Linked DNA regions of Homo sapiens: region 1 is linked to region 2. The links are chromatin contacts, found by Hi-C or POLR2A ChIA-PET in ENCODE. All regions are on one chromosome and are shown on one strand. The core of a region is the stretch at or near the end of the contact, and the rest is flanking DNA. Distances in the headings are between cores, read along the strand shown.

Region 1 (6,201 bases), core at 60-2,559, 240 kb after region 2:
AACAAGTTTTGAGAAATAAGGCAATAGGTTCAGTCTGAATACATGTTGAGTTTTAAGTGATTTTCAAACATCCAAATGGAGATGTTTATTTGATAATTGCATTTATGAATCTGGAGCTCAGAAGAGAGTCTAGGCTGGAAATATAAATTCTGGAGTTATTGGAGTATAGACAACTCTTACTCTGCCCGAAGTACAAGACATATGGACAAAACACAGAGTAAAATAGTTCACAATCACTTAACACAGGTAAGATCTGGACAGTCTGGGGTTTGAACTACACAAGAGCATGTTAATACTGTTACTGCTGCTACTATTTTAAATCCAGTGATTATAAACTTTGGGGTGGGGGCAGTGAGCATGCCTTATTAATCTTTGTATTCATGATGATTGACATATACTAAATAACCGAGAAGTAAGAGGAGTAAATAATTGACTATGGCAAACCAGGAATTAGATAAGTGTTTTGAGTAGTACAAACAACTTGATACGAAAATGAAAAAGCATAGACATTTTATAATTAGTTCAGAGAATCAATAAATGATTTATAGTTTTCACAAATGAACTTGAGGACAATGTAACCGTGATGGTACTTGGGCATTCTCAGTTGCGGGACTATGAGGAGCAAGAAAGGACGAAGCTTGTTGAGAGATTTGAAGTCTAGGTTACATATAAGTATGTTAAAATTAAATAATGACAAAGATAGATCTAGACCATATTGTGGAAGTCTTGGAAACCATGATGAGTTTTTATTTAATCCAGTAAGCAACATGGAGCCATTAAAATCTTTTAAGCAGAAAATCTTAGATTAATATTAAACTGCACTTCAGAAAATGTATTTTGACAGCAATATGTAAGATAGATAGAAGTAAAAAGAGGTCATGTGGGACAGTGGTGTAGAAATGCTGACTTCATTATAATCTAAGAAGGAGAACTGACTTAGTATATTATCTTTCTCCAGAAGGAAAACAGAGACTAACAGATGGTAGAAATTTTAGGAAGCAGATTTTAATAATACCAACAGTTGCAGTAAACACTGTAGTAGTAATAAGTTTTTTAAAACCTTTAATTGTAAAATAGATACAGAAACACACAAAAAAGTGTATAATGTATCTCACTGACGCCACACACTGATCCTATTAGGTAAATAATGTTGGTATCCCCATTTTAGAGATTTGCTCAAATCCATGAAACTAATAATTGTTGACACCAGCATTAAAACTCAGACTCCAGATCTTCTGCTATGAGTCACTGTTCTAAACTATGTGCCTTATTAAAGAAAAAAGAAAGAAAAACAAACCTGCTAACCCCTGGCGCTGTCCAACAGCTATTTTGGCTGCCTTGTCAAATAGTAAGCTGGAAACTTGAACTATGAAAGTGTCATAGAAAACGCAAATGGTCATCATAAGGGGAATGTGTTTTAAAGGAATTACCAAAGTTGGGAGTAGTTAGACTAAAGAACCTTAAATGTTTCTTCCCAGTGTTTAGATTGTTTGACCTTCTCTTGAGAAAGGTAATTTTAGAAGTATAAGTAACAAAAGAGGAAGTTACTCCCATCCAGACATAACAAATGTGTTTTATACAGAAATTATCTCCAAATGTAACTATTTTTTCTTCTGCTTAGTCATTGTTTCCTCTCAAAGTTCTGCATGGAAAAGATGATAGCAAAATTCCACAGTATTCACGCATTGTTTTTGTAGAAACTATTGGTATTTAAAGATACAAAAACATAATAATATGCTAAGTCCCTCTAAAAAAAAAAGTGGTACAAGCTGCGTTTGGTTTTTATTGTTTTCAAATCTTTCAGTCAAGTGAGACTGTTCTAATTAACTGAGTTTGAACTGTTGTTCAATAATTGCATGGTAATGAATTGCCATTTACTTCATTATCTCTCATAGGCATGATCCATCCCTTTTGAAAGTGTGTCAATGAGAAATGGTAATGACATCTAGGAATTATTTCACTTTCCTTGTTCTAATCAATTTTTATCATGTGAATGTGAATTTGTGTTGGATTTTCAAGTTTTTCTAACGAGCAATATTTTATGAAACTGTGGGTTTATTATTATTTTTGATTCCCTTTAAATAGAACCACCTCACATTAATGGATCTGAAGAACATGAAGAGATATCAGTAATTGTTAATAACCCACTTGAACTTACCTGCATTGCTTCTGGAATCCCAGCCCCTAAAATGACCTGGATGAAAGATGGCCGGCCCCTTCCACAGACGGATCAAGTGCAAACTCTAGGAGGAGGAGAGGTTCTTCGAATTTCTACTGCTCAGGTAAGTGTCAAAGTTCATAGAATTATTTTAGGTTAGGTCAAACTTCTCACTTGCTAATATATGAGATTTGTTAAATTATGTCTTTGAATCCTTATATATCACAGATCTGTGTAACTGGAGCAGGATGGATTAGTCCTATGATATGCATGATTGGGTAACTTGATTAAAAGGAAGACAAAGCAGTATCATATTAAACTCCGAAGAAAGCAAGATACCTTTCCATTAACTTTTGCAAGTTTTCACAGTGCTATAAGTGTTAGTATATTTCCCAAAGTTCTTAATTTATACTATGTACCCCTTAATGGAACTGGCAAAAAGCAATCCAACATGCATATATATAAGGTTTCAAAGAGCACTTTTGATCTCCAAAATGAACTAGCCGATATGGAAGTCTGAAGAGACACAATTTTTCAAATAATGATCAGTTTAATAAAATTGACTTGGTTTAGTTTATGTTTAAGAAAACTGATCTGAAATGTGAATATATTAAAAGAGAAGTATGTCTGGGATGTCTTATTGTAGCAATCTTCTATTCTACTAGTAAAGGCAAACCTTATGTTACAATTATTCTCCATCTGAGCCCTAATGCCATCATTTATAAACTGGGGATAAAAGTAATAATCATGCCTCATTCATACACTGAGGGATTTAAAGAAATAATCCAACATGATGTGCTTAGACTGGTGCCACAGGCATGTAGTAAATGCTTTCAAAAAAAGACTTAGGATTGTTCCTGCTGTTGCTGTTGTTACCATAATCATCATTCCTCTGAATGTAGAATAACAAATTATTTGATCATATTTTGTTGCATTTTTCACTGAGAATGGAAGAAAGGGAACTGGAAGAAAAGAGCTAAGAGTTATAAACTCTCTACTATGTCCTGTTGTGTTCATCTCTGTGCTATCTATCCCACCCATTCCCCTCATGGCAACTCTGTGAGGCAATGTGTCTATCCCACAAATCCAAAATCAGGTGCAGAGAGATTAAGTACTTATCTGCCAAGTACTCATTGCTGCTCAGTGATGGAGCTAGGCCTCAATCCTTAGTCTGATTCAGAAGCCTAGCCAGTGCATCTCAGCACAGTGCATTTCTAGCATCTTCGAGTGCATACCTTCCATTCCCCTTTTTTCTCTCCATTTCAAACATTACAGTAACTTAGAGTCAGGTTAAACTAAAACCATGTATTGAATCAAAACTCTTGAATGATATAATTTCAACAAACAAAAAGTAGGCAAAAGAATTTGTGACATTAGGAATAGCATGGAGACAGAAAAGTATGTGGAATAGAATCATGAATATAAAAAAAATGACAAATAAAGCTTGAAAGGGAAGTTAAGGCCATTACTGTAGGTCTTAAAGGCAAGAACAAAAAGTCGAGTTATAAGAAAACAAGATGAAGGTGTCATAGAGTGTTAAATGATGGCCAGATTTACCATGTGTTCTAGCTATTGTGGAGAATCCATAAGACCTAAGATATGTGACATGTGTCAGCCTTCAAGAAGTTTCTAGATGTCTAGGGGAGAAAAATGACTGTATACATAAGATACAATTAGATATGAGTCAATAATAGAAACATTAAAAACAATATGGAAGTGGAAAATTAAATATCATTAAGCCCCCAGACTGATTTTGGTTACTCTGCTCCTTTATGTTTTCATAGCAATTTGTATATACTTCTGTAGTAACTCTTACTGCATTATATTTTGCTTATCTCAACTTTGTTTTTTCGTGTATTTATCTGCAACATCTACTTATGCCTGGTACATTATGGATGTGGATGCTTTGCAAATTGCGAATTGTGTGGTATAGACAAGAGTTTCCTAAAACATCTTTTATCAAACACTAGTTCTGTAATTTATCCCAAGAGGGGAGGGGACCACTCTATGACTAATAGATTTGGAAAACTTTATATACTGTACCCTCCTTTTCTTTGTGAGCCATAATGCATGTCCACCTCTGCAAAATCTTCCTCTAAAGATACATGCTTAACTATAATTTTTCTAACATTCTATTAGTAAAACAAGACTTTAGAAACTAACTACAGGTGATGTCTGTGGGTAGCCAGAAGGGCAGAAGTTGTCAGGAAATATTTTGTGGAAAAGGGAACATTTAAGAATAGTCCTGAATGATGGTTCAAGTTTGGCTGAGTCCAGACAAGTGAGGGGGATGATATCAATTGTGAATGAACAGAGTTGGGAGAGAAGAGTTAGTTTTAGAGATTTTAAAGATATGATGAGAAATTCAGAAATTATTCTTAGGAAATGGCACATCATTTTAAAATTCTTAATTGAATAACGATGTAAGTGTTGTTCTTCTAAAATTATATTTAAGTATTTTTCCAAACATTCTAGTCTCAATGTTTTTGAAAGGAGTTTTTGCAGCCTACCAAAAAGTGTTTCCATAACCTCTAAAGTCAGTTTGAATGTAAGAGTTTTTAAAATGCCAATATTCTGGGAATGTTCAAGTAGTAAAATAAATGAGAACAGGATTTTTCTGTTTTTCCAAAATACATTTTTCGCAGTAGTAAGAGCATCTGTTTTCCAGAGTACCCTCTACATGTACACGATCATGGGTTGTGTCTACACAATCTCAAACATATGAATGAACATTAACTTTCCATGGAAACCATGCTTGGTGATTTTTAAAGTAATGATTTTGGTTTTAGTTAGATAATTATAGATCCTGCTGTCAGTCTGACCCTATTTCTCATATTACATAACATAACTGTTTTGTTTCACCATGTATATAAAATGTAGAGTCAAGATGAGATATTATGTGTTTGATTTTAATAACCAGATATTTTGTTTATCTGTTTACTTATTTAACATCTTATTTTCTTGAGAAAGGCTTCGTTTTAACTTTTCAGTCTGCAATTTAAACCCATGAATATTTGTTTCTTCAATGAACATTGAGGATATAGCCTATCACATATGGTTCTAGGTCCTATATATATCTGCCTTTTTAGATATCATTAAATATACTTAACGTACAAACATTCTTAAATCGATACCAAAATCCTGTTAAAACATAGGTTTGCATATAATGTAGATACCAAACAATGCTTTCTATCAGAGTGCTAATCGTAGTGTTAAACAGTTGGCTTTAATTATCTTGCTTTTGGTGTGGGGTTATTTACATTCATTCTAGTGGATATTTATTTTAATAACAAAAGCTAACATGTTAACATTATGTAATTCATTATTTGGGTTTTGTAGGTGGAGGATACAGGAAGATATACATGTCTGGCATCCAGTCCTGCAGGAGATGATGATAAGGAATATCTAGTGAGAGTGCATGGTAAATTTGACAAAATATCCTACAGTCTATCATACACACACCTAATTAGAAAACCCTGGGACAACACCACAGCACATCACAGGATATGTTTATAAGTTAGGGAATATATATTTTGCAAATCTGAATCTTTTTTTTTTTGAGACGGAGTCTCGCTTTGTCGCCCAGGCTGGAGTGCAGTGGCACTATCTCGGCTCACTGCAAGCTCCGCCTCCTGGGTTCACGCCATTCTCCTGCCTCAGCCTCCTGAGTAGCTGGGACTACAGGTGCCTGCCACCACGCCCGGCTAATTTTTTGTATTTTTGGTTGAGACAGGGTGCAAATCTGATTCTTATATTTGACTAATCAAACGCTGTTGGGGGGCAGTTCATGGATTGTTTTTGAGTTATTTGATTAGTTTCTGCATTAATAATTTGTATTCATTGGTTTAAAATAATAGAATATAAACTATGATGAAGAAAATTTAAAAATCCAGAATCTCATCACACAAAGACTTTTTTGCATATAAATGTTTTGTCACAAAAATATGATGATAGAAAATGCATGTTTATATAGTGTACCTATAGAATTTAACTTGCTTTTATCTCAATGGTTTGGTGAACATTTTCATGTCAAGAAATACATT
Region 2 (6,501 bases), core at 416-2,915:
AATTGCTCAAATTATATTGATCAAAAGTCCATTCCCTTGGCCCTATAGTTATTGCTATCAGTTTGTCTGTTTGTCTATCTACCATTTATAATGGAGAAGTAAAATTTGAAAGAGCACTAATATTTCAACAGCAGTGAAATGGTTGACTAAAGTATGGAATATAGACATAATAGAATGTTATGCCATTATTCAAACCTGTGGTTTTAAACAATGCTGATGACATGGAAACAAACAGGATATAATTCTGAATCTAAAATATAATGTATAAAAGTGTAAATACAGCAAACTCACAATTTCATGTACCAATCCACATAATTATGAAGGAAATAAATGTGACAAGAATTGCTCTGAGGATGGGAACAGTTTTTGTTTAGGAAAACATATTGAGCCTATTCAAGTAGAAAATAAAACACAGAGATTATAGGTTAATAGGAAAAATGAAACAGAGTCAGAGTGAAAAGAATGACAAACAGAATGCATTTTATGTCAGATAGTCAGGGAAAGTTTCTCTGGCAGGTATGAAGTGAGCAGAAGTTTGAAGGAGTATGGAGACATGCCATGCTGGAATGATTTAGTAAAGAGTGTGATGGAGTAGAGAGATCACCTTGATTAGTTCCCAGGTGAGTAGTTAGCCCTAGCCATGGGTCCATAGCCATGAGTGCAAGCAAGTGCTTCACGATTAAGGCAGGCATCTGGCTGCTTCTGCAGATGGGTTAACAGGTATTGTGGTGGGAGCTTATGAACATTCTCTTCTGATTGCTTCTGTCTTCTCAATACAATAAGCAAGGTCATCAAATAAGAATGAGAAAAAGTAAGAGAAGAGGGGGTGTATGAGATCATCGTGTAAGAGAAGGCAGAGTGAATAGACATTTAATTTTATAAATATATAGCTATTATTTTGTGTGTTTTGGGTGAATTTCTAACTTATCCTTAAGTACACATTTTTCTAGTTCATATCACTTTACATATCTTCCATCCCTTCTTGAACAAAGTGTCAAACTGACAGAAAATAAAAAGGAAAACTTGCTCGTTCTAAAACTCCCAAAGCACCTTGTTATAACCAAAATATTCAATTGTTTTTGATGATGACGTAATTGAATTTTTCTCTCCACTCAACAGGGTGGTGGTGATTGCCCAGAAATGAGTATTGGAGCTATAAAAATTGCCTTGGAAATTTCTCTTCCTGGTTCTTTCATCTATGTTTTCACTGATGCTCGGTCCAAAGATTACCGGCTCACCCATGAGGTGCTGCAACTTATCCAACAGAAACAGTCACAAGTGAGTAAGAATCAACCCCAAACGTCTCTGTCTAAATGCAGTATGTAAGAGATTGCCTGTCCTCTTTGACTCTTCCATGTGTGGTCAATAACAATAATTATAACTATCTATCCACATGTATGTTCTCCAATATGTATATGTCATCTGATTTAAACATATTAAACATATATGTGATATTTATACATACCATATGAATGTCTTGGTTTTCAGTATGGAGAAGACATGATTGGGGATTAATTAAGGTACTTGTTATCATCTTTTCCTTATAACTGACAAAACACAGGCCTAACCAAAAAAGGCTTATATTCCAATGTTATCTCCGATGTGGAATCACGCCTGAGTCAGAGTTACTCATTGTATCAGCTATTGCTGCATGACAAACTTTTCAAACACTCAATGGTCTAAAACAATAAGCATTTATTTCTCACATGTTCACAGAGCTCAGTTGATCTAGGCCAGGCTTGCTCACTGGTGTGTCTAGGGAATAGTGTGGGTTTTGCTTATCTAAGCTTGACTGTCAGGAGACCTGGCTTTGCCTCATAGTTGTCTTACCCTCTTTTTGAGACCAGTAAGTTGGTTTAGGCATGTCCTTCTCATGGCCATGGCAGAAACACTTGAGAGCAAATGGAAATACACAAGCCCTCTTGGGTCTCAGCCCAGAACTTGTAGAATGTCATTTTTGCCTCATGCTATTGGCCAAAGGAAGTCACATGGACAAGCTTAGATTCACAGATGACAAAATAAGCTCTACCTCTTTTATAAGAAGAACTCAGAATCTTTTGACTGAGTGATACAGGGAGGGGTGAGGAATTGAGGCCATTCTCTGATCTAGCATAGTCATGGTCTCACTTCTACTTCTACAGCTTTTAGCCTACACTTCTAAAATATAAATCACCATGTTCCTATCTGGGTTCACTATTAAACAGAGTATAAAGTCAATAATTATATAAGCATACACACACACACACACACACACACACACACACACACACACACACACACATTCACATATTCTACTTGCCCAGTAATGTAACACAATAGGTAGTCAATACACATATTTTTTTATTTCTGGAAACCCTTTACACTGTTTCTTTTTTTTTTTTTAATCATAGGTCGTATTTGTTCTGACTGGAGATTGTGATGACAGGACCCATATTGGATATAAAGTCTATGAAGAAATTGCCTCTACAAGTTCTGGTCAAGTGTTCCATCTGGACAAAAAACAAGTTAATGAGGTCAGTTTAATAAAGGGAGTCTACTTTATTACCAGCTGCCTTATCAAAATCAGTTAGGCCAGCCTAATTATGACAGATTTGATTTCAAAAACAATTTTAACCAAAAGGTATAACTCCAAGGCCACAGTTCAATAAAGGCATTGAATAATGTGAAGAAATATAGGTATATTTATTTAATGTTAATTTTTAGATTGTATTACTTATAGCAACAAACTGCTAAATTTAATTGAATTTAACTGTTTAATTTTATTGGAATCAAAAATTTTTGTAGTTGTTCAGTAAGGTCAATTTGTGTTTTTGATGAATAACTTTCATATAGCTATTAAAATGAGGCTAAACTGGTTACTGAAGTAGAATGCGAAAAAGTTAATTATTGAGCAAAATTCTGATGAGGTTTGGTTTCTAAGATTAAAAGTAAAAAACTATGACTAACTAGTAACTATGTAGTTATCAAAAAACTGATAATATTTATAAATTATATTGTAAGAAAATTTAGTATTTTCTTAAAAAGTCCTTTAGATAGGTTTGTCATAATTTTTTTTTTTTTTTTTTTTTTTTTGAGGTGAAGTCTCGCTCTGTCACCTAGGCTGGAGTGCAGTGGCACAATCTCAGCTCACTGCGAGCTCTGCCTCCTGGGTTCACGCCATTCTCCTGCCTCAGCCTCCCGAGTAGCTGGGACTACAGGCGCCCACCACCACGCCCGGCTAATTTTTTTTGTATTTTTAGTAGAGACGGGGTTTCACCATGTTAGCCGGGATGATCTCGATCTCCTGACCTCGTGATCCGCCCGCCTCGGCCTCCCAAAGTGCTGGGATTACAGGCATGAGCCACCGCGTCTGGACCATAATTTCTTCTTTGTCCATTTTGCTGTCTTTCCTTGGCCTCACTCATAATGACCTTTTTTTAAACCTGTTTATGTATTTGACTCTCATTTAAGTTTCTAGGAACATACCAATACAAAGATAAGGGTTTTTTAAAATTTATTTTTATTTTTTGTTTAGTCCTTTTTTTTTTAAGTTCTGGGGTACATGTGCAGGATATGCAGGTTTGTTACATAGGTAAACGTGTGCCATGGCATAATTCATATTTGATTCATGTGGTCACTGTATCTCTACAAGTTCTATTAATTTCATGACAGACTCCTTTGTGTCTTAAATGAAATGGTTCAGTAGTTCTCTTATAGCTAAAGAGTTCTTATTATATCAAGGTGGAACTAATAGGACATTACAAATTTCTAGAGCAAAGAATCTAGCGAAAAATTTTTTTAATCAACATATTGAAATAGATAGATTTATAAAATTAATCTTAAAAATGTATTCTTGGAAGAAACAGTTTTAGAGAGGGTTATGCCTTAGGTTTATATTGTGTGCACTCTAGTGACTCAGAAATTCCTGGGAAGGGTCTGATGACTACACAGGGAGCCCTCAACAGTTGATTTGCCTCAATGTTTGCACGAGAATTTGGGAACCTGGGAAGAAAGGGATTGGGGAACAGTGCAGGAGTCTCTCAGACACTGGGTTCCTTGTCCTATCTCATACACTGTACTTGAACCTAAAGAAGGAAAAACTGCTCATAGAAATTGTCTTCAACCTGGAATTCTGTAAGACTCTAGGGTACAGTGAGCAGCATTAAGTGGGACTTAAGTGAGGAAGAATAGCATTCTCTCTTACATCAGCTTGTATATCACTTGCTTAGAGTTTTATGAGTTTCTGGGTGGGAGGTGGTGGTGGTGTGCAGTGCACAGAGATAGAGTGTTGGGGCCAGTATGCTGAATATGCCATGGCTAGTGGACATGGTCATTCCCAGGAGAAGTATTACAGAAGAGGCAAGAAGACACATGGCTGGCACCTAAGCTTTTGAAAGAATAGTTGCTCAATGGGACCTGTTTGTGAGCAGTCAGACACCACTTAGAGATTCCCAAAACAGGCTGAGCGCAGTGGCTCACGCCTGTAATCACAGCACTTTGGGAGGCCGCAGCAGGTGGATCACAAGGTCAGGAGTTCGAGACCAGCCTGGCCAACATGGTGAAAACCCGTCTCTACTAAAAATACAAAAATTAGTTGGGCATGGTGGCACGTACCCATAGTCCCAGCTACTCGGGAGGCTGAGGCAGGAGAATCACTTGAACCCGGGAGGTGGAGGTTGCAGTGAGCTGAGACCACACCACCGCACTCCAGCCTGGGCAACTGAGTGAGACTCCATCTAAAAAAAAAAAATTCCAAAACAAATTGGGTTAAATTTAAGGAGAACCATAGGACTTTATTAGTAGTGGGTTTCAGAGCCAGAAAAACAACAACAACAACAACAACAAAAGTGTGTCCTGGGAATGTGACTCCATTTATATCCACATACCCAAGGAAAATTGAGTTACATAAAACTGAAATAATATAGTGCCTTAAATGGAGAAACTAAGCCCTATAGAGAAACTATAAGCCCTAGAGCGTTTATTAAATGGCATGTGATATTGTTTCGCTGTGTCTCCCCCCACTGCCCCCCAATCAGTTCTCATTTTACATTGTAGTTCCCATAATCCCCACATGTCATTGGAGGGACCTAATCGGAGGTAATTAGATTATGGGGGCAGTTCCCCCATGCTTTTCTCATGATAGTGAGTGAGCTCTCACAAGATCTGATGGTTTTATAAGGGGCCTTTCCCTGCTTCACTCAGCCCTTCTCTCTCCTGCCACTGTGTGAAGAAGGATGTGTTCACTCCCCCTTCCGTCATGATTATAAGTTTTCTGAGGCCTCCCCAACCATGCAGAACTGTGAGTCAATTAAGCCTCTTTCATTTATTAATTACCCAGTCTTCGGCAATTCTTTATAGCTGCATGAGAAAGCACTAATACAGCATGATATTATACATAATTTTTATATTTCTAATAATTTTTAATAATTCTGACAATTACCAGATAATTTGTAAGAAGAATACTTTATAAAAATTTGATGTAAATTCAGAAAATTTTATAAATATGGATATATTAGAGAAACTTAACCCACTGGCTTGTTGTTAGTGTTTCTCTCCTGGATCATCAACTGATATTCTAATCTTTAAATTTAGCTATTGCAGAATAGCACTAGAGAGAAGCATTGCTAAAGTTGTCCATTTTTATAAACTAGAGTTTGATGCCAACAATAGAGCTGAGGCTTTATTTATCTATCCATCATAGCAATTCTAACCACCTCACCAATTGTTGCAGGAAAGGATGTTTCACTTACTTTGGGCTAATGAGACCAAAGGAATTTTAGCTAGGAGTATTTTGGATTAAGTCAACAATCAAACCCATCCTACTGCTAAACCTCTAGAGTTCAGGAAATTATCTTTTTGTTCAAGCCAATTTGAGTTGAGTATTCAGTTACCTTAAAGTAAATGCATCTTAAATGATAAAACTTGTATATTTCTTTGTGACATGGGATCTGTGAGTCCCAGTTTCCCTGTCTGTAAAATGGAGATAATAGAATTATCCTTTTCAGAAATTTGCTCTGAGGTTAAGTGAGATAATGCACTTAAATGTTCCACACAAGGTCTGGCACAGAGTAGTGCCCAATAAATATTAACTAGTGTTATTATAACACTGGTAGTGTTGGTATTATGCTTTTAAAGTGGGGAAAACTGTGCCATCATGTTTGCTAGAAATTAGATGTCTGATTGTTACTTGGAAATAAATCTGAGTAGAAGAATCCAGGAAGAGGCTGGACAGTTTTCTTTTTTCACTGTGTGTGAAAAAAAAATATTGTGAAGCTCCTACTGGAACTGTACAAGTCAATATATTCCTTAAAGAAAGCTACCACCACAGAAGATTTTATTAATAGGAAGCATTGTGACAGTGTTAAAATTGGATTTGCAAAATTTTTGGCATGTAATTTAGTCATTTCTTTTTTCTCACTGTTCCAAATTATTCTATTACGTAAACATTACGAACTCTAGGGAAAACAGATGCTATACTGGTGTCTTCACATTTAATAGACATAAGAACTTCAAGGAAGCCAC

The links. Hi-C counts contacts between places; a loop is a spot of excess contacts on that map. ChIA-PET counts read pairs that join two places held with the same protein, here RNA polymerase II (POLR2A).
Region 1: a map of aorta shows a loop between it and region 2 (2.4-fold over the local background). The contact joins two enhancer-like sites. A Hi-C loop is called at or near these places in 2 of 168 maps with a recorded cell type or tissue (aorta and endothelial cell of umbilical vein). POLR2A ChIA-PET finds 5 or more read pairs at or near these places in 3 of 52 experiments (AG04450, Panc1 and activated naive CD4-positive, alpha-beta T cell).

Annotation. Positions count from the first base shown.
Region 1 is chr1:186,101,387-186,107,587 of GRCh38, forward strand. It overlaps HMCN1 (hemicentin 1), which reads left to right. Exons shown (of 107, transcript NM_031935.3): 69 at 2,086-2,282; 70 at 5,498-5,579. Among named protein-coding and RNA genes, the nearest start is that of PRG4, 190 kb to the right of the region's middle. Within about 2 kb of position 1,310, at least 3 of the 41 ENCODE cell types and tissues checked have a DNase peak (open chromatin) inside an H3K27ac peak, as active enhancers do.
Region 2 is chr1:185,863,351-185,869,851 of GRCh38, forward strand. It overlaps HMCN1 (hemicentin 1), which reads left to right. Exons shown (of 107, transcript NM_031935.3): 3 at 1,120-1,278; 4 at 2,391-2,513. Among named protein-coding and RNA genes, the nearest start is that of HMCN1, 130 kb to the left of the region's middle. Within about 2 kb of position 1,666, at least 3 of the 41 ENCODE cell types and tissues checked have a DNase peak (open chromatin) inside an H3K27ac peak, as active enhancers do.